2 separate regions of the Homo sapiens genome follow, and region 1 is linked to region 2. Evidence: read pairs that join two places in POLR2A ChIA-PET (ENCODE). Cell type or tissue: B cell. All regions are shown on one strand. Each heading gives the region's core, and the rest is flanking DNA. Links, peaks and the distances in the headings are about the cores only.

Region 1 (11,131 bases), core at 3,081-11,080, 190 kb before region 2:
GGTCATCAGAGGTGTCCGTGCAGGGACCTGGGCTTGAGGGGCGGTGCCTGCAGCCTCCCTGGCCCTTGTCCTGTGTGGCTGAGCTGCTGTCTCTCAGCACGTTGGCCTGCCTGTCGTGCGAGGCCCTTGCTGCCACCATGCCTCCTCCTGGGGACCCTGGTGGTGGCCTCTGTGTGGCTGCCTGGCACATCACAGCTTGCTGCAGCTCCCTGCCTCTCCCGGCCTCGCCGCAGACGTCTCTTTCTAACACTGTGGTGCTTTTTAGTTCCCCGGCCCCTCTAACATTCATGCCGACACGTGAAGTCCTAAGCCAGGCCATAGCTTCAGCGGGGTGGGGTTTGCTCACCGATGGTGGGTGGTGATGGGCAGACCAAGGCCTGTGGTGCCGCGCCCTCCTGAAGGGTGGGAGGGGCAGAGGGCAGCGGCCACCACTCCACCCTGTTATCTTGGGGCCCAGTGGTGCCAAGGCAGGCGGTTTCTGGTGTGGTTGCTGGAGTCTTCATGGGAGGCACACGAAGGAGTCTGTGATATCATGTGAGACCCGGGAAGGGCCCCTTCAACCGCCCCTTTCTGAACTGCGGGTCAGGCAGGCTCCCCTGGGGAAACCTGGGCGCGTAGGAGGCACCTCCACCTGCTGGAGCTGGCCCAGGCTGGCCTCCCCTGCAGACAGGCCGCGTCTAGGGCCAGCTGCTCATCCCAGACGCACCCAGGTGATTCCCATGCTGAACAGTTTGATCTCCTGCCAGAGTGTCGGGCCACAAACTGGGCAGCACATCAGGATCACCTGGGGGCCTTCAAAAATCAAAAATCCACCCCCAGGCCATGCCCTGGACCCACTGCACCAGGACAAGAAATCCACCCCAGGCCTCTCCCCAGACCCACTGCACCAGGACAAGAAATCCACCCCCAGGCCACGCCCCAGACCCACTGCCCTAGGATGTGGGGGTGGGAACCAGGTGGTGCTTTGTAAAGACGTGCAGGTGGTAACCCCAGGCCCCCACGCTCGGAACCCTGGCCACAGGATCATCCAGGTGTCTGTGATTTGCTTCCTCGGTTTCCTTTGTGAGTGGAAAATAAGTGTTGCGTTTGACTAGGGTTTAAGAGCAGCAGGCAGCCCCTCAGCTCAGCAGGCAGCCCCCTCAGCTCAGCAGGCAGCCCCCTCAGCTCAGCAGGCAGCCCAGGTCTCCTGTTTGACTTCTAGGGACCATGCTGGCGGGAATGAGAAACTGGTCAAGCTGGAGTCGGGACTGAAGGTGTACGGGGGTGACGACCGTATCGGGGCCCTGACTCACAAGATCACTCACCTGTCCACACTGCAGGTAAGGAGTGAGCCCTGGAGGTGCTCCAGCGTGGCCCTGTCAGGAGCGTGGGGGAGGGGGGTCCCTCCCCGCATTCTCTCTGCTCCCTTACCCCAGTGACCCGGGAGTGCTCTCAGTGGTCCTCTGTGGCAGCGTGGATGGTCTTCTCTGTCTAGGCACAAGGAGAGGAGTGTGCAAAACGCGGCTGTGTGCGGGGCTGTGAAGCAGGGCTCTGAGACCCTGGGGAGCGGGCCATGTGGGCAGGGTCTTGGTGCCAGAGCACAGCACACAGGTGGGAGGGCCCTGCGAGGGTGTCTTCAGCCTTTTTGAGGGTGTGAACATTTTTGAAGTAAAGAATTGGGGCAGATGGGGACAGGAAAACAAAAGGCCATGTGTGGGAAGGAAAGCCGTCTTTCCTAGCCAGACGGCGAGCGTGGATTTGGCCCAGTTTTGAAGGAGGAAACAAGCCCCTTGGTTTTTTACACGCTCTTGTTCCAGGGTGGCCCTGCACTTGGGGCGCACCCATGGAGTGAGCGAGTCCCCCAGTCCCGTGGTGGGGAGCACCTGCCCCACCTTCACGGGCATTTCCCTCAGAGCTGAGGAGGCCCAGTAGGGCCCAGGCGGCGCGCCGTGACCCCGGGAGATGGCTCTCCAGGGTGTCTGGGAGCACACGCGGTCGCCTGCTTTGTTGAAGGTGGGGTCTCTGAACGTCAAGTGCCTGGCGACCCCGTGCCACACTTCAGGACACATTTGTTACTTCGTGAGCAAGCCCGGAGGCTCGGAGCCCCCTGCCGTGTTCACAGGTGCGTGTTCGAGTGTGGGTGGGGGCGGGGGTTCTTCGTGAAGACCCTGTGTCTCCTGCCAGGCAGGCTCACGGGGCAGCTTCGTGGCCTTCTCTGTTGCACCGGTGTGAGGGGGCCCAGGGGTGGGTGCTGGGGAGCCTCATGGTGGGGCTGGCCGATTCCTCCCATGATGGGTTTGGATCGTGGTCTGGAAGGAAGTTACGCTTGCAGCAAGGGCTGTGCTGGCGGAGACTGCTGGACAGCTGGGGTCCGGGCGGGTCCCACGGGAAAGGAGTCAGTTTCTTCCAGCAGGGCGAGGGGTGGCTCAGCCCTGGGGCTGTGTTCCTTGATGCCGTAGTGTGGACTCAGGGACCTGTGCTAGTCTGGGGGCCCTGCCTGCCTCCCAGGGTGGTTGCAGACCTGTGGAGCCACCTGTGGAGGTCATATGGCCGGGGGACGGCCTCACTGTAGGCCGGGCCCTTCATGGCTGCGGCCTTCTAAGGCGGTGCGGAGGCTGCTGGTGGTGGGGGCTGCCTCCCGTGCTTGTTACTGTGGCCTTGTCCCGACTGGCCTCACAGTGCGGGGTTTCACCCGGTGACTCGATGTGGGCCTTGTACGGCTGGGAGGCCTCCTGGTGGGAGGTGGCAGCCCCAGCCTTGAACCCAGGTGGGAGTGACCCAGGGCCACACTCGGACCCCTGGGTGGAGTCAAACCAGGGGTGCAGGGAGAAGGTGTGGCCAGGGAGCCCCAGAGGAGGGCGGAGGGCATGGCGGGAGGGACGGGCGCCTCGCTGTGAGGGATAAGGTGCCTTCAGGCTGCAGTGCGCAGGGCTGGGGGATGAGCCTGGGTGGTGCCGGTGTGGGAGGGATGGAGTTGGGGACCTCAGATTTAGGATTCTTCTCAGGGCAGCGAGCACGGAGTCCCTGGGTCTCACCTGTGCCTCCTGGGCTGTGTGCCTGGCGCAAGGACAGCCCTGTGGAGCAGAAGCCCCAGGCCCCAAGTTCGCCTCTGTCTGCCCTTCCCTATCTCTGGGGACTCCATGGCCTCCTGCTGGTCCTCAGACTCGAGGTCTAGGGCCCTTCAGGGGAACAGGCTCCCCACCGTCCATTCCCATCTCTCGTGCCCAGAAGGACTCCTGGCCTTGGCCTGTGCCCAGCACCGCTGCATGCTTCTCTGCCCCAGGTGGTGAGAAGTGGGGCGGCCTCCACTGTGCTGGGTGCTGGGCACCCTCCTCTCAGGGGACTGCCCTGTTTCTGGGGCAGACGGCCACGTGAGGTCAGCGAGGCCAGGACAGCCGCGAAGCAGCAAGAGGAGGGCAAGCGGGGACAGAGGCCTGGGCAGTGATGGGGTGGGGATGCCGTCCTGAGGCCGAGGCCGGAAGGAGCCTGGGTGCGCCTGAGGTGCCCAGCGGTGTGGGCCGCATCTTCCGCCATGGGTGAGAGGTGGTCCCGCTCAGCTCAGCCAGGGTGGTGAGACCTTGGTCACAGGGTGGCGCTGGCTGCTGGGGCCAAGGGAAGATGGGAGCCAGGCATGGGCCTGAGAGGGGCTGCTGCGTGTTTGGGGAGAGGGCTGGATTTGTGAGGGTCTCAGAGCCACAGTTGGTGGGATTGGGGGCAGTGAGGGAGGAGTGACTTGGGTTTCGGGTCTGCTCGGCCAGTTGGGTGGTTGGACTGTCAGCTGAGACTTGGAAGGAGATGTGGGAGCCGGAATGCAGGGGGGCTGAGTCTGGGCAGCCGTGGCCGGAGGGCAGCCAGGGTTCGGGGCCTGGGCCTTGCCGGTGAGTGTCACCCTGCTCCTGGCCCCCTCCTGAGTCCTAGCCACCAGCCTCAAGTGGCCCCCACCTCGTGGCTGTCCTTGTTTCCAGGTGACACCTTGTTTGTGGCTGGCTGCGGGAAGTTCTATGAAGGGACTGCGGATGAGATGTGTAAAGCTCTGCTGGAGGTCTTGGGCCGGCTCCCCCCGGACACAGTAGGCAGCGCCTCCCTGCGGGCCGGGGTGTGGGGGGCCTTAACCAGGGCGGGGCTGCTCTCCCTCCTGGCACCCTCTCACCGGACACCCCCCGGGGGCATCCAGGTCCCGTCCCTGAGGACTTTCACAGGTGGTAACAGCCTTCCGAGCTCACCTGTCACCTCTCTCCTCAGAGAGTCTACTGTGGCCACGAGTACACCATCAACAACCTCAAGTTTGCACGCCACGTGGAGCCCGGCAATGCCGCCATCCGGGAGAAGCTGGCCTGGGCCAAGGTGAGTGGGGCCGTCACTGCGCAGTGCCTTCCTGTGGGCTGCTCAGGGCCGCTGTGCACAGCGGGGTCGCCAGAGTGGGTAGACACTCACACTCTGAGCCCAGAGAGCAGGCCTGGGATTCAGGCCAGTGTGGCCCAGCTCGCCCTGCACGGCAAACCCAGGGGTTCTATGGAGATCCCTCTGCCTCGGAGGGTCTGGAGTAGGCCTCAGACGCTGCGTGTGTAAAAAGCGCCCAGCCTGTTCCCACATTCTGAGCAGTAGGGTCAGGCTGGCAGCACGTGGCTCTGCTGGCTCTCCAGGCCACAGAACGTGGCTCTGTGTCCAAAGGACTCTTATCTCCACGGTGGCCCCACGTGAGCCTCCATGGCGTAGCCCAGGCCAGCTGGGCCAAAGTCTGCCAGGAGCAGGACGGGGTTCTCCAGGGGTGTGTTTCCCCGAATTCACTGGAAACGGTGTCACAAGCACGCACGCCTGGGTGGTCTCAGGCGTGGGCTCCCTCTGCTGAGTGGAGTGAGAGTCGCTGCCTCTGACAGGGTTGTTTTAAATAAATCACCCGGTTTTTTGAGCATCTTTTTCAATTTCTTAGAGTAGAGGTTAACATTATTTTACAGTATTTACTCATGCAAATTCCAACTCTAAATCAGATGAATCATAAATACTCATCTTTTTTTTTTTTTTAATTTTTTTTTGAGACGGAGTCTCCCTCTGTCGCCCAGGCTGGAGTACAGTGGCGTAATCTCGGCTCACTGCAACCAGCACCTCCCGGGTTCAAGAAATTCTCCCTGCTGGCCGGGCGTGGTGGCTCACGCTTGTAATCCCAACTACTCAGGAGGCTGAGGCAGGAGAATCGCTTGAACCCAGGAGGCAGAGGTTGCAGTGAGCCAAGATCGCTCCACTGCGCTCCAGCCTGGTGACAGAGCGAGACTCCGTCTCAAAAAAAAAAAAAAAAAAAAAAAAAAATTCTCCCTGCCTCAGCCTCTTGAGTAGCTGGGATTACAGGCGCCAGCCAACACGCCCAGCTAATTTTTCTACTTTTAGTAGAGATAGGGTTTTGCCATGTTGGCCAGGCTCGTCTTGAACTCCTGACTTCAGGTAATCCGCCTGCCTTGGCCTCCCAAAGTGCTGAGATTACAGGCGTGAGCCACGTCACCTGGCCCGTGTGTCTGTCTTGAGTGGACAGATTGCAGTTTGAGGAATGTTGATGATGTTTGCACTTGTGTAATCCCCTCCACAGTCCAGATGTGGAACTTACCACTACCCCAAAGGCTCCTGTGTCCCTCCCATGTGGCGTCCCCGCCAGCTGTTGCTCTGCTGTGACCTCAGGTCACTTTCTAGTTTCCCATGAACAGAATCTCATTGCTCCGTCATCTCTGTGGCATTCTCGGCCCCGCTGATGTTGGTGAGGGTCAGCCACGCTCTTTGCTTCTGAGTAGCCCATTGTGTGGAAATGCTACAATTTGTTTATGCATTTGTCTGTTTCCAGTTTTTTGCTATTTGAATAAAGCTGCTATGGACATTTGTGTACAAGTCTTTTGTGAACATGTTTTTATTGCTCTTGGATACTACCTAAGAGTGGAATTGCTGTGTTGTGTGGTTAAAGGTGTGAACCGTTTTCCAAAAATGGTTGTACTGTTCTACAGTCCCCCACCAATGCTTGAGTTCCGGGGCCTCCATGCTGTGCCAGCACTGCTTGGTGTTGTCGGTCTCTCCAATTTTTGCCATTCTAACTTGCCTGTGGTGGCGTCTCACTGCCTTTAAAATGTGGATTTCCCCATGTGACCATCTTTTCATGTGTGTCGGCCTTTGGATGCCTTCTCATGAAGTTTATGTTCAATCTTTTGTCCATTTTAAATATTGGGTTTGGCCTGTTGGGCTGCTCTTGTAAGAGTTCCTTATATCATCTGGAAACAAGTCTTTGTGAGATATATATATATATGTGTGTGTGTGTGTGTGTGTGTGTGTATATACATATATATATTTATTTGTTTGTTTTTTGAGACAAAGTCTTGCTCTGTCGCCCAGGCTGGAGTGCAGTGGTGTGATCTCATCTCACTGCAAGCTCTGCCTCCCGGGTTCAAGCCATTCTCCTGCCTCAGCCTCCCAAGTAGCTGGGACTACAGGTGCCCGTCACCACGCCCAGCTAATTTTTTGTATTTTTAGTAGAGATGGGTTTCACCGTGTTATCCAGGAAGGTCTCGATCTCCTGACCTCGTGATCCACCCGCCTCGGCCTCCCAAAGTGCTGGGATTACAGGCGTGACCCACCACGCCCAGCTGAGATATATATTTAAAAGATGTTTTTCTCTCCCAGCTCATGGCTTGCCTTTTCATTTTCTTAACATTGTCTTTTGGAAAATAGTTTATAGTTTTGGTGAAGTTCCATTTACTTATTTTTTGTTTGTTTCTTTTTTTTTTTTTTGAGACGGAGTTTCACTCTTGTTGCCCAGGCTGGAGTGCAGCGGCGCGATCTCAGCTCACCGCAACATCCACCTCCTGGGTTTAAGCGATTCTCCTGCCTCAGCCTCCCGAGTAGCTGGGATTACAGGCATGCACCACCACACCCGGTTAATTTTGTATTTTTAGTAGAGATGGGGTTTCTCCATGTTGATCAGGCTGGACTCGAACTCCTGACCTCAGGTGATCTGCCCACCTTGGGCTCCAAAAGTGCTGGGATTACAGATGTGAGCCACTGCGCCCGGCCTACTCAATTTTTCTTTTATGTTTCTTGTGCCCTTTCTAAGATATCTTTGCATACCCTTAGCTCACAAAGACTTTCTCCTGTGTTTCTTCCTAGAAGTTTTAAAGTCTTAGCTTTTATATTTACAAACAATTTACAGTGTTCCCTTTCAAGATGGTGTTTGTGTGTGGTGCGAGGTGAGGGTAGAGGTTCACCCTCTCGCAGTGTGATCCCGAGGTGTTCAGGGCTGTCTGTCGAAGGACTGTCCTTTCCTCCCTGGATTGCCTTGGCACCTTTCTGAAAAGAATGGGCCCTCTATGCCCGAGTCTGCTTCTGGTCTCTGCTCTGTTTCGTTGGTCTCTATGACTTGCCACGGTGTCCGAGGACAGCACCTTGATGACTGTAACTCTGTGCTGAGTCTTGGCACTGGTATGTGTGAATCCTCCAGTGTTCTTTTTCAAAATGGTTTTAGTTGTTTTAAGCCTTTTACATTTCCGTTTTCAGAATCATCTCGTGAACTTCTATCAGAAAAGCTAGCCTGGCTGCTGATTGGGACTGTTGTGATAACTGATGTGGCGAGAATTGCGATCTTAACATTGAGTGTTTCTGTGAGCTTTCCATCTATGAATGTCTTTAGCTTTTCTCAGCAGTGTTTTGAAATTTGCGTGTTCAAGGTCTTGCACGTGTTACTAAATGGATCCCTAAGCACTTCTGGTCATGATTATTTGTTGATACTAGTTATAAATACAGTGGATGCGTATTAACTTCCTGGGTGTCTTAGTCTGTGTGGTGTTGCTATAAAGGAATACTTGAGGCCGGGTGACTTATAAAAGGAGGTTTATGTGGCTCATGGTTATGCAGGCTATATAAGCAGCATGGCCTGGGCGTCTGCACCTGGTGAGGCCTCAGGCTGCTTCTGCTCATGGCAGAAGGCGAAAGGAGCTGGTGGGTGTGAAGCATGTGGCCAGAGGAAGGAGAGAGTGGGGGAGGCAAAAGTTTCTTTTAAACAACCAGATCCTGTGGGAACTAACAGCAAAAACTCGCACTTGGAGCAGGGCACCAAGCCGTTCACAAAGGATTCCCCCCATGATCCAAACACCTCCATTAATTGGGGATCAGATTTGAGCATGCGTTTGGAGGGATGGACATCCCAGCCGCAGCCCCGTGTGAACACCCAGGAGAAGGGAGTGGCCGGGCTGGACGGGAGGTGTGTTTGACTTTTAAAGAAACTGCCAAACTCCCCTTCCCCGGTGCTTGTGGTGTTTGCTTTCCTGCTGGGAAGGCGTGGGCACACCAGCTGGTCCGTGTCTTTCGGCACACCACACGGTGGAGCCAGCCCACGCGGTGGAGCCAGCCGTTTGAAAGGAGGTGCTGGAGCCCAGTCCCTGGTGAGAGGCCGCCTCCTGCAGGGCGCCTCCCATTCTGCGGCCTCTGGTTTTCTTAGCAGTATCTTTTGAGCCAACATTTTTAATTTTAATGAAGTCCAATAGATTCTTTTATGCTTCATTCTTTTTTGTCTCCCATCTAAGAAATCTTTGTTTATCCCAAGGTCAAAAAATTTTCTCCTGTATTTTATTTTTGGAATTTGTATAGTTTTAAAACTTAGTATGAACTCCCACCCCCCAAATGTCTGCTGGATCTGTAATGATATTCCTGCTTTCATTCCTGATTTTGACAATTTGTGTGTTTTTTTTTTGTTTTTTTTTTTTTTTGAGACAGCGTTTCGCTCTTGCCGCCCAGGCTGGAGTGCAATGGCGCGATCTCGGCTCACCGCAACCCCTGCCTCCCGGGTTCAAGCGATTCTCATGCCTCAGCCTCCCAAGTAGCTGGGACTACAGGCATGTGCCACCATGCCTGGGTAATTTTTATATTTTTAGTAGAGATGGGGTTTTACCATGTTGGCCAGGCTGATCTCAAACTCCTGACTTCGTGATCTGCCCGCCTCAGCCTCCCAAAGTGCTGGGATTACAGGCGTGAGCCACTGTGCCTGGCCTGTCATTCTTTTTTTTTTTTTTTTTGGTTGGGGAGAGACAGCGTCTTGCTCTGCTGCCCAGGCTGGAGTGCAGTGGCACAATCTCGGCTCACTGCAACCTCCGCCTCCTGGGTTCAGGCGATTCTGCTGCCTCAGTCTCCCGTACCTGGGACTACAGGCCTGTGCCATCATGCTTGGTTAATTTTTGTATTTTTGGTAGAGAGGGGGTTTACACGATGTTGCCTAGGCTGGTCTTGAACTTCTGGGCTCAAGTGATCCTCCTGCCTTGGCCTCCCAAAGTGCTGGGATTACAGGCATGTGCCAACCACACCCGGCCTCATTCTTTTTGATAGGTGTAAAATATACTATTGCGTGGGTGTCACCCATAAATCATTTTACCAATCCCCATAGGAGGGACGTTGAGAGTTTTCAACTCCTTTTGCACCCTGGAGTCCAGAACCCACACGAGGTGGAGCTCTTCTGAGCTGTGCTGCAAGGACTGACCTTATTTTTTTATTTTTATTTTTTTGAGGCAGAGTCTCACTCTGTCACCCAAGCTGGAGTGCAGTGGTGCGATCTCGGCTCACTACTGCAGCCTCCGCCTCCCGGGTTCAAGCGATTCTCCTGCCTCAGCCTCCCAAGTAGCTGGAATTACAGACATGTGCCACCACGTCTGGCTAATTTTTGTATTTTTAGTAGAGACGGGGTTTCACCATGTTGGCCAGGCCGGTCTCAAACTCCTGACCTCAGGTGATCCACCTGCCTCAGCCTCCCCCAGTGCTGGGATTACAGGTGTGAGCAACCGCGCCCGGCCTGTTGTTCTTTCTTTGGGAGACAGTGTCTTGCTCTGCTGCCCAGGCTGGAGTGCAGTGGCATGGTCTTGGCTCGCTGCAGCCTCCACCTCCTGGGTTCAAGTGATTCTCCTGCCTCAGCTTCTCCAGTAGCTGGGATTACAGGCACCCGCCACCACACCCGGCTGATTTTTTCTATTTTAGTAGAGATGGGGTTTCACCGTGTTGCCCAGGCTGGTCTCGAACTCCTGAGTTCAGGCAATCCACCCACCTCGGCCTCCCAAAGTGTTAGGATTACAGGCGTGAGCCACTGCGCTCGGCTGACTGACCTTATTTTTGTCTTTAAATGCTTCGTACTTTGTAGGAAAAATAGCTAGAACATTAAAACTCGTTTTAATAGGTAACCTAAAAGCTTATGACAATTTGTACTTCCTCTGTTTTAAAGGTCTCCTTAGAAGTGTTAACTTTGCTTCCCTCGTAGGAGGCAGAGGGAGATTTCTTAGGATTGAGAATGTTGGTGGGAACACAGGGAATATTTTAAAACATTCTCAGATTCTTTTCGCCAGAAGGGAAGAACAGATTAGTGAGAAACCATCTTGGCATCTACCAGACCCCCGCTTGGTGCAGCTCTACCAGCTGAAGAGTCACTCACCGACACCACTGCCCATAGCGGGTGGGGAACCTCGGGGGTGAGGCGCGGTGGTCTTGAGCCTGTGCGTGGGCACCAGCAGCTTCTGTCAGAGCTCTGCCCTGAGGCCCTCCTGGTGCGGCTGCGGTAGAAGGGCCGGGGCTGTGTGGAGACCCCGCTGTTGCCGCCCTGTGTTTTCCTGCTAACTGTTGGCCCCGTGGCTGGGTTTGCATTCTCCTCCCCCCGCCCCCACCCCATCTGCCCTGGTCAGTGCTGGTCGGAAGGGAGACCATCTCCATCTCGAGAGGAGGTGACCAGCTGCCTGCCTGCAGGGGCTTGGGTGGCCTCCCCTGCTGCTGGTCCCTGTGCCCCTCCTCCCCGTGCTTGCTGTGAGGCTGCAGCTGTGGCGGTTTCTTTTCTGTGTCTCCTGCATTGCTGTTACCTCCATAATGTGAAATGTAAACCATGTGAATGAAAAGGAAGCTCCGTCCCTGTCGTCCTCTCCAGGCCGGTGCGGGAAGGCGGATGTGTGGCTCATCCCGGACGCTGGCTTCTCTTCCCTCTTCCACACGCGCACACCCGCCGGGCTCTGCTCACCTTGCCTTCTCAGCCTTGTCAGTCGGGCAGTGTCCTAAGGTTACCAGGAGGTGTTCTGAAGCATTTTTTGAGACGTGATGTCGCTGTCACCCAGGCTGGAGGGCAGTAGCACAGTCTTGGCTCACTGTAGCCTCGACCTGTGCT
Region 2 (11,269 bases), core at 1,972-9,971:
CACACCTGCCACCGGCCAGTCAGCCACACATCAAGACCCCACCAGAAGGCCACCTAGTTTTGATGAGACACACAATGCAGAAATGAAACGTGTTAGGCCAGGTGCGGTGACTCATGCCTGTAATCCCAGCACTTCAGGAGGCTGGGGCAGGTGGATCACCCGAGGTCAGGAGTTCAAGACCAGCCTGACCAACGTGGCGAAACTCGGTCTGTAATAAAAATACAAAAATTAGCCGGGTGTGGTGGCGGGCACCTGTGATCCCAGCTACTCAGGAGGCTGAAGCAGGAGAATCGCTTTAACCCAGGAGGTGGAGGCTGCATTTAGCCAAGATCGTGCCACTGCGCTCCAGCCTGAGCAACAAGAGCGAAACTCCGTTTCAAAACAAACAAACAAAAAGTCCTTTCTCTTGCCCTCGCTCTTTCTCATATACAAACTCAGATACAGAGAACCCACAGCAGAAAGCATTACATGATCAGAACAGCCAACTATTAATTATTATTACTAATTCAGGATTTCAGAATCCTCAAAAAGCATCTACCCGATAGAAAAACTCTAATGAGCAGCTTAACCCAATGGGAAGGACACGAACTGAACTGCTTGAATAAGGGTAAAGGGTGGATCATTAACAAGGAACTCCTCCTCTGCTACCTTTAATGGACAACCACATCTCCTGCTCCCAGGCACCCAGACCCTCTTGCAGAGGCTACAGTCTTGCCAAGGAGGAAGGGCCACACCACAGGAGTAATTGTTTCAGGCAAAAATCAGCAATGGTTGCTGATTCTGAAAACATTCCAGGAATCGCAGGTCCTCCAAGACCAACAAACAGCTTAAAGGCACGATTTGGGGCTTGAATCTACACAAAACCAGCCTCCTTGCTGTACTCTAGAACCCTCCAAGGGAAGAAAAGGAACACACGAATGTGTTTAAATGGCTTCATATCTACTGCAATGGGACTCATGCACACTTCTCTTTGGACAATCAGAATCAAGCCACACTGCCACGGCAGTCCGGTCCACCTGGGGTGGGCAGAACCTAACCTGCAGCCCAGGGCGGGAGCGACCCTGGCCACAGCATGCACCGTACTCAAGTCTCATGCCCACATTTACGAGTGTCTCCTTTTCTAATGCCTCTCTAAACATCTCATTCCAGAGCCTCCATTTCTTTCTTGAGCATTCTGCTTCCCAGGCTTGACAAGACTTCTCCATCACCCCAATTAATTAGCTATTAAAAGAACAAGGCTCCTGGGAGGCCAAAGTGGGCAGATTGCCTGAGCTCAGGAGTTCGAGACCAGCCCAGGCAACACGGTGAAACTCCGTCTCAACTAAAATACAAAAAATTAGCTGGGTGTGGCGGCGTGTGCCTATAGTCTCAGTTACTCAGGAGGCTGAGGCACGAGAATTGCTTGAACCAAGGAGGCGGGGGTTGCAGTGAGCCCAGATTGCACCACTGCGCTCCAGCCTGGGCAACAGAGTGAGATTCCATCTCCAAAAAAAAAAAAAGAACAAGGCTCACCGATCACGAACCTAATTCTAATACTGTATGCCAAAGAAGCAGTCTAAAGTATGAAGCGTGCACACCGATGTTCACCACAGCGTTACTTACGACAACAGAATCTGGAAGGATCTCAGTCATCCTTGACCACACAGGAATGGCCAAGCAGAGCAGTGGCTGGCCAGGGCCTCAAGGGCCACCCTGTCTGGTGCAGCTCTTCAACTATGCCACTGCAGTGGCATCAGCCGCAGACAGTACATCGACCCTGGCCATGGCTGTGCTCCAATATGATGTTTTTACAAAAGCACACAGTGAGCACACAGGCAAGGAGAATATTTACAGGCGTTAAAAAAAAATACAGAGCAAAAGAGCTATGAAACACCGTGAAAAATGCAAGCAATGTTAATTAAAAAGTATGCTCACAATAATTACAAGGATTTAGAAAACAATAATGCAGGTGAAACTGGCCAGCAGGGAGCACGGGCATTCACTGGGCGGTGGGGTCAGGGAGTGGCTTCTCTCTATTTTTAGGACTTTCCATTTTGTCCCAAGTCAGCAGCAACATCTCGTGAGGTTTCTCAGCTACACTGACCCCCGAGACAAGCACCGCCTTGTGCCTCCCCTCAAGAGGCCATCCCGCCTAAATCAGCCCACTCAGCACAAAGGGAAAGCCCTGAAACAAGAGGGCCTTCAGTCAAGAACATCTTTGAGAGACAAGGGGTGAGAATATCCAAAAGGAAATGAAGGAAACACACAAAAACACCTCCTCACAGACACCTCACCAGTACTAGCTTCTAAAATCTCAATGAGGAGATAAAACAGCCAAGGTCAGTGGGCAAGGCTAGAGCCCACATCAGCCTCCGCCACTGCGGGGGTCGCCCAGGAATCTGCGTTCTAGAATCTAACAGCAAAGAGGAAGCACGGGGAACGGAGGGCAGGGATCCGAGAGGGACGCCCAGGCTGCCTGGCCGTGCCTCCACAGCCTACTCACCTCGTACAGCCCCTCGAAGAAGGTGTTCTTGTCCTCTGTGCTCCACGACTCCCACTGCCGCCGGACCTTTTTGCCTTCTTCCTTCTCGCCACCAGAAGACCCTAAGTTCCGGGAGGAGGAGCGCGAGCCCCCTGCAGGGGCAGCAGGGGCAACCCCAGACACATTTCCAGACGATGATCCACCACCTTCAGCTCCTTGGAGAGAAAGCACCGTACAGTGATCTGTTCCAGAAAGCTGGCGGGCTGGGCAGGGTAGAGGGCCGGTGGGAGGGAAGGGCCCACTGCCCTGAGGTCCCACTCCACACTCCTCAACCGAGGATGCTGGCAGGCAGCACCCAGGACCCACGGCACCAGCGAGGCTGCTTAGGACTGCCAGGATCTTTACCTGGCCAAATGACCCTCAAATGTTTTTACAGTTAGAAAAGGAGCAAGATTTTATGTGGAACCATGTAACAGCACAATGACGCTGCAGCCTAAGACGCCCTGTCCACAATGGAGACAGAGATCCCTTCCCTCTGCAAAATGAAGCCTCACATCACATTTCATGCGTATTTCTTTTGTAAATGAGGTTTTTGGTTAAATATTCTTAACATCTTTTCAAATAAGTAGGTTGAGATTCAAACTCAAGGAAACAAACGTGTAAAACACCACCTTCTTTTAGATAAAATCAGTGCTTCAGAATATGAACTGTCCAACGCCTAAGAATCTTTAGTCTTAAAATTCCTTACCCTCAATCAATGTCCACCAAAAAAACGTAGTGTTCTGAGAATGACCTGATAACCTTGCAAATCCTATTATAGCATCAGTTCCCAATCTCATGCCAAGTCCTCTGAGACCAAGGAGGGAAAAGCCCAAGACGACCCCGAGGAGGCTTCATTCCCCAGCTGTGGACCGAGAACCCTGGCCAGGCTCCTCCGAGACCGGAGGCAGAGATGTGGCAGGAGTCAAAAGACCACAGATAAAAACTTTTCATGGCCTAACACATTCCTCCCACCCATTTCAGTTCCTCCTCGCAGAGGGAGCGGGAACTGTCAGCATATCCCTGTGATAACCAGGGTTCTCTTTTTATGGAACTGCAGGACCATAAAAAGCTGGGAAACCTTCAAACTCTGAAACAAAAATGCTTTAAAAATCAAAAACTGGCTAGGCGTGGTGGCTCACTCCTGTAATCCCAGCACTTTGGGAGGCTGAGGCGGGTGGATCACTTGAGGCCAAAAGTTCGAGACCAGCATGCGCAACATGATGAAATCCCATCTCCACTAAAAATATAAAAATTAGCCAGGCGTGGCCAGGTGCAGTGGCTCACGCCTGTCATCCCAGCACTGTGGGAGGCTGAGGTGGGCAGATCACGAGGTCAAGAGATCGAGACCAACCTGGCCAACATTGTGAAACCCCGTCTCTACTAAAAACACAAAAAATATTAGCTGGGCATGGTGGCACACGCCTGTAGTCCCAGCTACTCGGGAGGGGCTGAGGCAGGAGAATCGTTTGAACCTGGGAGGCAGTGGTTGCAGTGAGCCGAGATCGCGCCACTGCACTCCAGCCTGGCTACAGAGCAAGACTGCGTCTAAAAAAGAAAAAATTAGCCAGGTGTGGTGGTGCACGCCTGTAGTCCTAGCTACTTGGGAGACTGAGGCAGGAGAACTGAATTGCTTGAACCCAGGTAGTGGAGGTTGCAGTGAGCCGAGATCGCACCACTGCACTCCAGCCTGGATGGCAGAGCGAGACCCTGTCTCCAAAAAAAAAAAAAGCAAAAGCCAAGCAAATGTAGATTATTGTAAAAATGATTTCCTAATGAGATAATCACAGGCTTTTCCATCCAGATCTGCTTCTTCATCGACCCAGAAGGGGGCCCTGCCTGGGCAGCCACACGCAGGCTAGAGGCTCAGTGCCTCACCCGGTGGGGGGTCTGTCTCCAAATTTGGAGGTGGAGGTTGCAGTGAGCAGAGATCGTGCCATTGCACACCAGTCTGGGCAACAGAGTGAGACTCAGGCTTAAAAAAAAAAAGAACTTAAAAAAGAAAAAAAAAAAACTCAGCCTCTCAGTCACGCCAGCCCCATTTCTAGTAGTCAATGTCCACATGCGGCCATCGTTGCAGAGAGAGCTACCAGACGGTGCTGCACCTGAATGTCCAGCACTCACAGCCCAAAACACACTGGCATGGAATAAACAATGAGTTCCAAGTGTGTCCCACCCAGGCCGCTTTCCGGCTGCTCCATTCCCAGCCTGCACAGACAACAGAAACAAAACTCAGGTATGCATATGCTCTGTGCTACCAACCAGGCTAATCAAATGCCTGACATGTTATCTGGCCCTGCCCATTCCTCACCAAACCTGGACTTAATCAACCAGGTGGTTCCCCAGAACCTGGTGCTTCCGCAGATGATGGACAGGTACAGATGCCATTTGAAACTTAACTTTTCAATACAGGGCACTCTGGCTCACTAGGAGCCTGGATTCCTCACGTGGAGTCACTTCAGCAAGGACTGCCTGTCCACCTCTGCACCACCCACAACAAAGGCTTTCAGAGCCATTTTCAGGTTCCTAAGAAACACTCGCTAAACTATCATCTTCCAAGACCACAACTTGCTAACCAGCCCTGCCGTTACGTATCAGGTTTATTTTTGCTAGCCCATGTTGGCATTAGGTATATTTGAAAAAGTAACAGACATAAATTTCCTAAAATTCCATAATCCACATGTCTTGCTAAATCTTAGTGGATCACAGCACTGGTGATCCAAGACAAGGAGAGTGAAACAGTAAAGGCTAACAGAATGGAGTGTCTGAGCTGGACGGGCTCTCAGAGGTGGAGAGGAGGCAAAGGCACACAGGAGATGTGAAAAGAAGGCACAACAGTAAAGGCAGCTCTGATGAGGCTGGTGAAGCGGCACTCACTCCTCAGAGGAGCAGGCCACCTCCCAGCAGCCCAAGGCTGGGTGTGAGGGGTTCACCCTTTCCTTCTGATGTTTTAAAAATGACACATCCTCAGTAGAGGAAAGTAAAGCAAGATGAACATTCAGAAAAGAAGGCAGGCCTGAGGTTGGGAGTTCAAGACAAGCCTGGACAACATGGTGAAACCCTGTCTCTACTAAAAATACAAAAATTAACCGGGCGTGGTGGTGGGCGCCTGTAATCACAGCTACTTTGGGAGGCCGAGGCAGGCGGATCTCTTGAGGTCAGGAATTCGAGATCAGTCTGGCCAATGTGGTGAAACCCTGTCTCTACTAAATATACAAAATTAGCCCCATGTGGTGGCGTGCACCAGTAGTCCCAGCTACTCCAGATACTGAGACAGAAGAATCACTTGAAACCGGGAGGCAGAGGTTGCAGTGAGCTGAGATCTAGCCACTGCACTCCAGCCTGGGTGACAGAGTGAGAGACTGTCTCAAAAAAGAAAAAAAAAAAAAAAAAAAGTAGACTGCCGGGCGTGGTGGCACACACCTGCAGTCCCAGCTACTTGGGTGGCTGAGGTAGGAAGACTGCTTGAGTCCATGAGTTCAAGACCAGCCTGGGCCACACAGGGAGACCTTGTCTCTACAAAACAAAACAGACAGAAAACCCCAAAAAACAGACAAGAAAGCAAATCGCCCCAAGTAACCTTTTCTAATATTTGGTGCCCATTATTCTAGACTTGGAGTGCTTTTTTGGTTGCTGTTGTGTAAGGAGTCTTGCTCTGTCACCCAGGCTGGAGTGCAGTGGTGCAATCCTGGCTTACTGCAAGCTCTGCCTCCCAGGCAGTCAATTCCGGCACCCAGCCTCTCGAGTAGCTGGGATTATGGGTGCACACCACCACAATGGCTAATTTTTTTGTACTTTAGTAGAGACGGGGTTTCACCATGTTGCTCAGGCTGGTCACGAGCTCCTGAACTCAGATAATCCTCCCGCCTCAGCCTCTCAAAGTGCTAGGGTTACAGGCATGGGCCACTGCGCCCGGCCTAAACTTGGAATGCTTTTTAAAAAACAATCACAAACTTCAGAGCAGAAACTGAAGGTGGCCTCTGGTTCACCCCTAAAATTTCAGATGCAGAAGTGGCTTCACTGCTTGACCTCGGCTCACTGAGTACAGCTCAAGCGAAATGAAATAGAAAGTGGGACCAGAGACACCTGGTAGAATACGATGACAGCCTGTGTGAGGCCACCTGACTCAGCTCAGAGAAATTCAGATGAAAACAGAAGGTGATGACTGAAGGGGAAGACAGAGAAGCAACAAGAAAAATGGGAGGAGAAAGGCAAGAGACGGAAAGGTAAGATGATGTAAACAAAACTAGGTGGGCTTCTCTGGGTGCAGGACACCCAGCGAAAAGCAGAAGGCCAAAGCCAGGTCCATCTGTGACTGTTGCTGAGCCCACAGAGGCTGAGTGTGGTCTGCACAATGAGGAGAACCATCGAGAAGCCTGCAGGGAAGTGGGGTGCAGAAGCAGGATCGCCAACAGTGCACTCTTTGAAAGCAAGAACCGTGTGGAACTTCCCCACACCCAAGCCTGGTCCCAGGCCTCACACACAGCAAGTGCTCAGTGACAGCACAGGGTCCCACGGAGCCTAGATAAAGGGCCTCCCCAAGCTCCCTCTGCCCCTCGGCAGCCCCAGACAGCACACCCCAGGCTGCTGGGACCCAGGTCCTCCCAAATGGAACCCACCTTCCTGCTTAGCCCGTGTCAGCGCCACAGTTCTCCAGAGGCCACACTGCCACCTGCTTTCCCCTTCCCATCCGCACCGCCTGTTTCCCAAGCCAGCTCTCTGCCGCCCAAGTAAGACAATTTCAACAGCCTCTTCTCAGGTCTCCCAAACCCCTAGCACCTGCCACAGCCTGCTGTGCAGACGGTGCAGTGAGGGCACAGCCATGTGGCCCCAGCGCACCCTCCCAGCTGCTGGCCCCTCTACCTAGCTCCAGACAGGCCCTACCACCTATTCTTTGCAACACGTCCTCTTCCCCATCACATGTCCTGGGTTGGTCTGGAATGCCACCACCTGCACCCCTTCATATCACCTTAAGAAGAAAAAGTATCCATATCTTTCAACTGGGGAAGCTGAGGCACGGGCTGAGTAGGTCACCCACAAAGCCACACAGCTGCTCAGTGCCCAGCAGGCCTGGAAGTAACAGAACCTGTATTTAAATGGCACCTTAAAATGCATTCAAATGCCCTGCTTCTTCCTGTCCTCGCAATGGGTAGTTATCTCCATTTTAGAAATGGGGAAACTTTCAGAAATTATTAATAGCATTATGTCATGTAAAAAAAAAAATGAAATGGGGGAAACTGAGGCTTTAGAAGCCCCGAAGTCACCAGGCAGCAAGAACCACGCAACCTTCTCACTCCAAACCCAGGCGTTTCCCATGCCGTGCCGTCAGAACAGCTCTGAAAGCCAAGCAGCGCACACTGTCCTGTCACAGAGCTGGAGGATCAGGGTCGTGGTGGGGGAAACCAACCTCAAAGTCCCTCCCTCAGCCTGGGAAAGGTGAGAAGTTAAATGACTCACCGAAAGGCACGCGGCTAATAGACAGCCAGAGCTGGGCCTTTGGAAGATGTCTGTCTGGACGTGAGAGGTCAGACGCAGAAGCCCAGTGACACCCTGTCATCATCTCTAACATCAATTCACTGTCCTGGAGCACTCTTTCTGTGGTTTGGTGAACTTCCTTCAGAGGGTTAGGAATAGTAAAATCAAGAGTGACAGAACACCAACTGCGAGGGAGTCAGCGTCTGGTCTGGAGGTGAGAGGACTGCAGTGAACACACCCGTCTCCCCCATGCTTCACTCATTTCTCAGCTAGAAAGGCACTGGCGACACCCGCTCGTGGAAGGGCATCTCCAGACTTGACCGTGCCCCAACCCCAGCACCGGGAAACGTCCTCATGGCCTACGTCTGCAGCATAAGACAGCAGGGACCCTTCCCAGGAGGCCAAGGATGGCGCAGAAACTGCAGAGGTCCAACGCGTCCACCTCCAAGTCTCCTGAGGCATTCCGTGCCTCTCCTAACACAAGACATCGCATCAGATGCTGGTGCCAGCAGCTCTGGTCTTGGAGCCAGAGTTGTGGGTGAGGGCTTGGTGGATACCATCTCCAAGGTCACATGGGGGGACCCTTCAAGCAAGCCAAGCCGCAGGCAAGGTGTCATCTCGGATGAGTTCTGAGCCTCCCCTACCCAGCTCCATCGTCATGCACACGCAGTGGTGTCGCTCCATCCTATACGACAGGCAGTCGGTGAGCAAACCGGGACCCCTCCTGACCTCGCATTGTCCCATCAATCTAAAGATCTGGTCCACACTCCAGGCGTGCCTGCAAGAGCCCTGGTCAGGGTCGCCAGACTCTGAGATGTCCTCTTCCAGGTTCTGAAGCTGACCTAAAACCTAATGGTCTCCACGACACCCTCTGGGAGTCACTCATACTGTCCCCTTCTCTGCCGGGACTCCCACCCTCAGTGCCTGCAAGGCTCAGCGTCCTCCTGCATGCTCTGACCAGCGCTGTCTCTCTTGAAGATTCTCCCTTTCCCCTCCTACAAATATTTGAGAGAAATACAACTAGAACTCCACTGTTTGTATAAAAGCGTATGCCCTCTTCATGAAATACCAGCAGATTTTCTAATTGTATCCTGTAGGTATTGCAAGATATCCCAACTAAACTACAAACTCCTGGAAATGTCTCCTTTTTTCAGTGTTTCTAACGTGGTTCTTTAGTGTTAAAAACGCTGTTGTGCCGGGCGCAGTGGCTCACGCCTGAAATCCTAGCACTTTGGGAGGCCGAGGCAGGCGGATCACCTGAGCTCAGGAGTTCGAGACCAGCCTGGGCCATACGGTAAAACCCCATCTCTACTAAAATAAAAAAAATTAGTCGGGTGTAGCAGCATGCGCCTGTAGTCCCAGCTCCTCAGGAGGCTGAGACAGGAGAATTGCTTGAACCTGTGAGGCGGAGATTGCAGTGAGTTGAGATCGCAGCACTGCACTCAAGCCCAGGCGACAGAATGAGACTCCGTCTCAAAAACAAAACAAAAACAAAAAACAAAACCCCGCTGTTGTTACTTATGTGACAAAGAGCTTCTACACACCACTTTATACAACGATGTTAATTTTCACATTTCTGACTTTGCAATCATGAATCATCTCCCTGTTATATCCTTACATAAGCCACAATAAGATACAAAAATGAAAATCGAAAAGTCTACCTCATTAGACAACTTCACAACAACAGACACCACAGAAACTAGTTTTAATACCAAAAGTATACAGGTATTTGAAAAGCAGCTCAGCCTTCAAACCAATGTTCAAATTTTGCCTTACCTACTTTATCTTTTTTGGTTTTGTTTTGTTTTTGAAACAGGGTCTTGTTGTGTCACCCAGGCTGGAGTGCAATGTCCACAGCTCACTGCAGCCTCCAACCAGCAGCCTCAGGTGATCCTCCCACCTCAGCCTCCTGAGTAGCTAGGACTACAGGTACAATCTCTTATGAGACATCTTTTTGAAACATCTAGAAACTACAAACAGTCCACAGATTATACAAAATATAAAGAGTAAATTGTGCACAGTCGTTTACCGATTCCTACACACAAACGACTGTCACTTCAGACTACATTACCCTATTCTGGAGATGGTGCATTTCCCCATCCTTGATGGAACTGAAGTTCTTCGGGGTGAGAGGGGGACCAAAATAAGCAGAGGCTCTCTGTCCCCACCCCCAGTGTTCTCTCATCCCATCTGCCCCAGCAGAGCACCAGCATTCCCGGACTTCTACTCACCCCACAGGTAGGCTCCCCACCCCGCCAGCCTGTGCAGCCTCCTCCTGCAGTCCTGTAATCTTGAAGCTGCATGCATTTTTCATGGCAGAAACACCAGGTGCCTGTAAAACACCTTGTGACTTAAGGCAGGTGTTTATTTTTATATTTATTTATTTATTTAGAGACTAAGTCTCACCCTTGTTGCCCAGGCTGGAGTGCAATGGCGCAATCTTGGCTCACTGCAACCTCCGCCTCCCGGGTTCAAGCGATTCTGAGGCAGGTGTTTATTTTATCCAAAAGATGGACTAGTTTGCCCAGGGCTAGCTGGATCATGAACTGGCCAAATAGGGAAAGGTATCAGGACTCTGTCTCCTGACTTATGTCTTTCAGATGGTTTCTGCGGCTCTAAGCCGAAATCTCCAGTGCGTCCCAGGGTCACGTGGGTGGTGTATTAGAGCTGCAGGAATGTCTGTTTTGGGATTTCTGGTCTGCAGCTTACCTTGAGTTTAGGTTGAGCATGTGACTTAAACAATCTACTTCAGGTTCTGCACTCATTTAAAAGCAAAATTACAGACATGCAAGATGCCTGGCAAACAGGCACTAAATCCCAGCTACCATCGCTTTATCAATGCAAGAAGATTTAAATTTGAAACTGAACTAGAAAAAAAAGCATTTTTCATTGAAGTCAATAAGAGTGTCTTCTTCAGAGAAAGAAAACACACTTGCATGCAGAAAAGCCAAACAAGCAGACTTTCCTTTTCTCCACAAGTCCTTTCTTCCAAATTCACTGTAAGAGTCTCAGGCCCACTGAGATTGAAACTGGCCAGGGCAGTAAGTAATCAACCAAAGGAACTGCCAGTGATTGAGCTAAGTATTCCTTAGGCATAATAGAAGTTACATCATTTCCAAGTGAAAAATTGAAACATGAAGTATTGATCGTTTCCTCCCTGACAGATGCTCACCACTCCAGATGCAGATTTCTCCAGAATGTAAGAGGATTCTCCTCTGAGCATCTTTCTGGAAGGTGAGCTAAAGACTGTTGCGGGGCAACTGCCACCACCTGGCCTTCTTTTCTGACGGGTAA

What was found. Peaks named below come from ENCODE experiments on the same cell type or tissue, not always from the same donor. Only the 100,000 strongest peaks of a DNase experiment are listed, where the experiment ranks them.
Region 1: POLR2A ChIA-PET joins it to region 2 with 5 read pairs; 2 of 35 experiments call an interaction of 5 or more read pairs at or near these places.

What each region holds. Positions count from the first base shown.
Region 1 is chr16:1,810,085-1,821,215 of GRCh38, reverse strand. It overlaps HAGH (hydroxyacylglutathione hydrolase), which reads left to right. Exons shown (of 9, transcript NM_005326.6): 4 at 1,202-1,319; 5 at 1,993-2,101; 6 at 3,945-4,048; 7 at 4,222-4,323. Among named protein-coding and RNA genes, the nearest start is that of HAGH, 11 kb to the left of the region's middle. In B cell, for the core only: no CTCF peak of the experiment used is centred there; a DNase peak (open chromatin) is centred at 8,368.
Region 2 is chr16:1,617,380-1,628,648 of GRCh38, reverse strand. CRAMP1 (cramped chromatin regulator 1) reads right to left here. Exons shown (of 21, transcript NM_020825.4): 3 at 2,483-2,676. Among named protein-coding and RNA genes, the nearest start is that of CRAMP1, 11 kb to the right of the region's middle. RefSeq lists enhancers at 5,687-5,836, 6,552-6,721, 8,148-8,227. In B cell, for the core only: no CTCF peak of the experiment used is centred there; a DNase peak (open chromatin) is centred at 6,578; H3K27ac peaks cover 1,051 bases.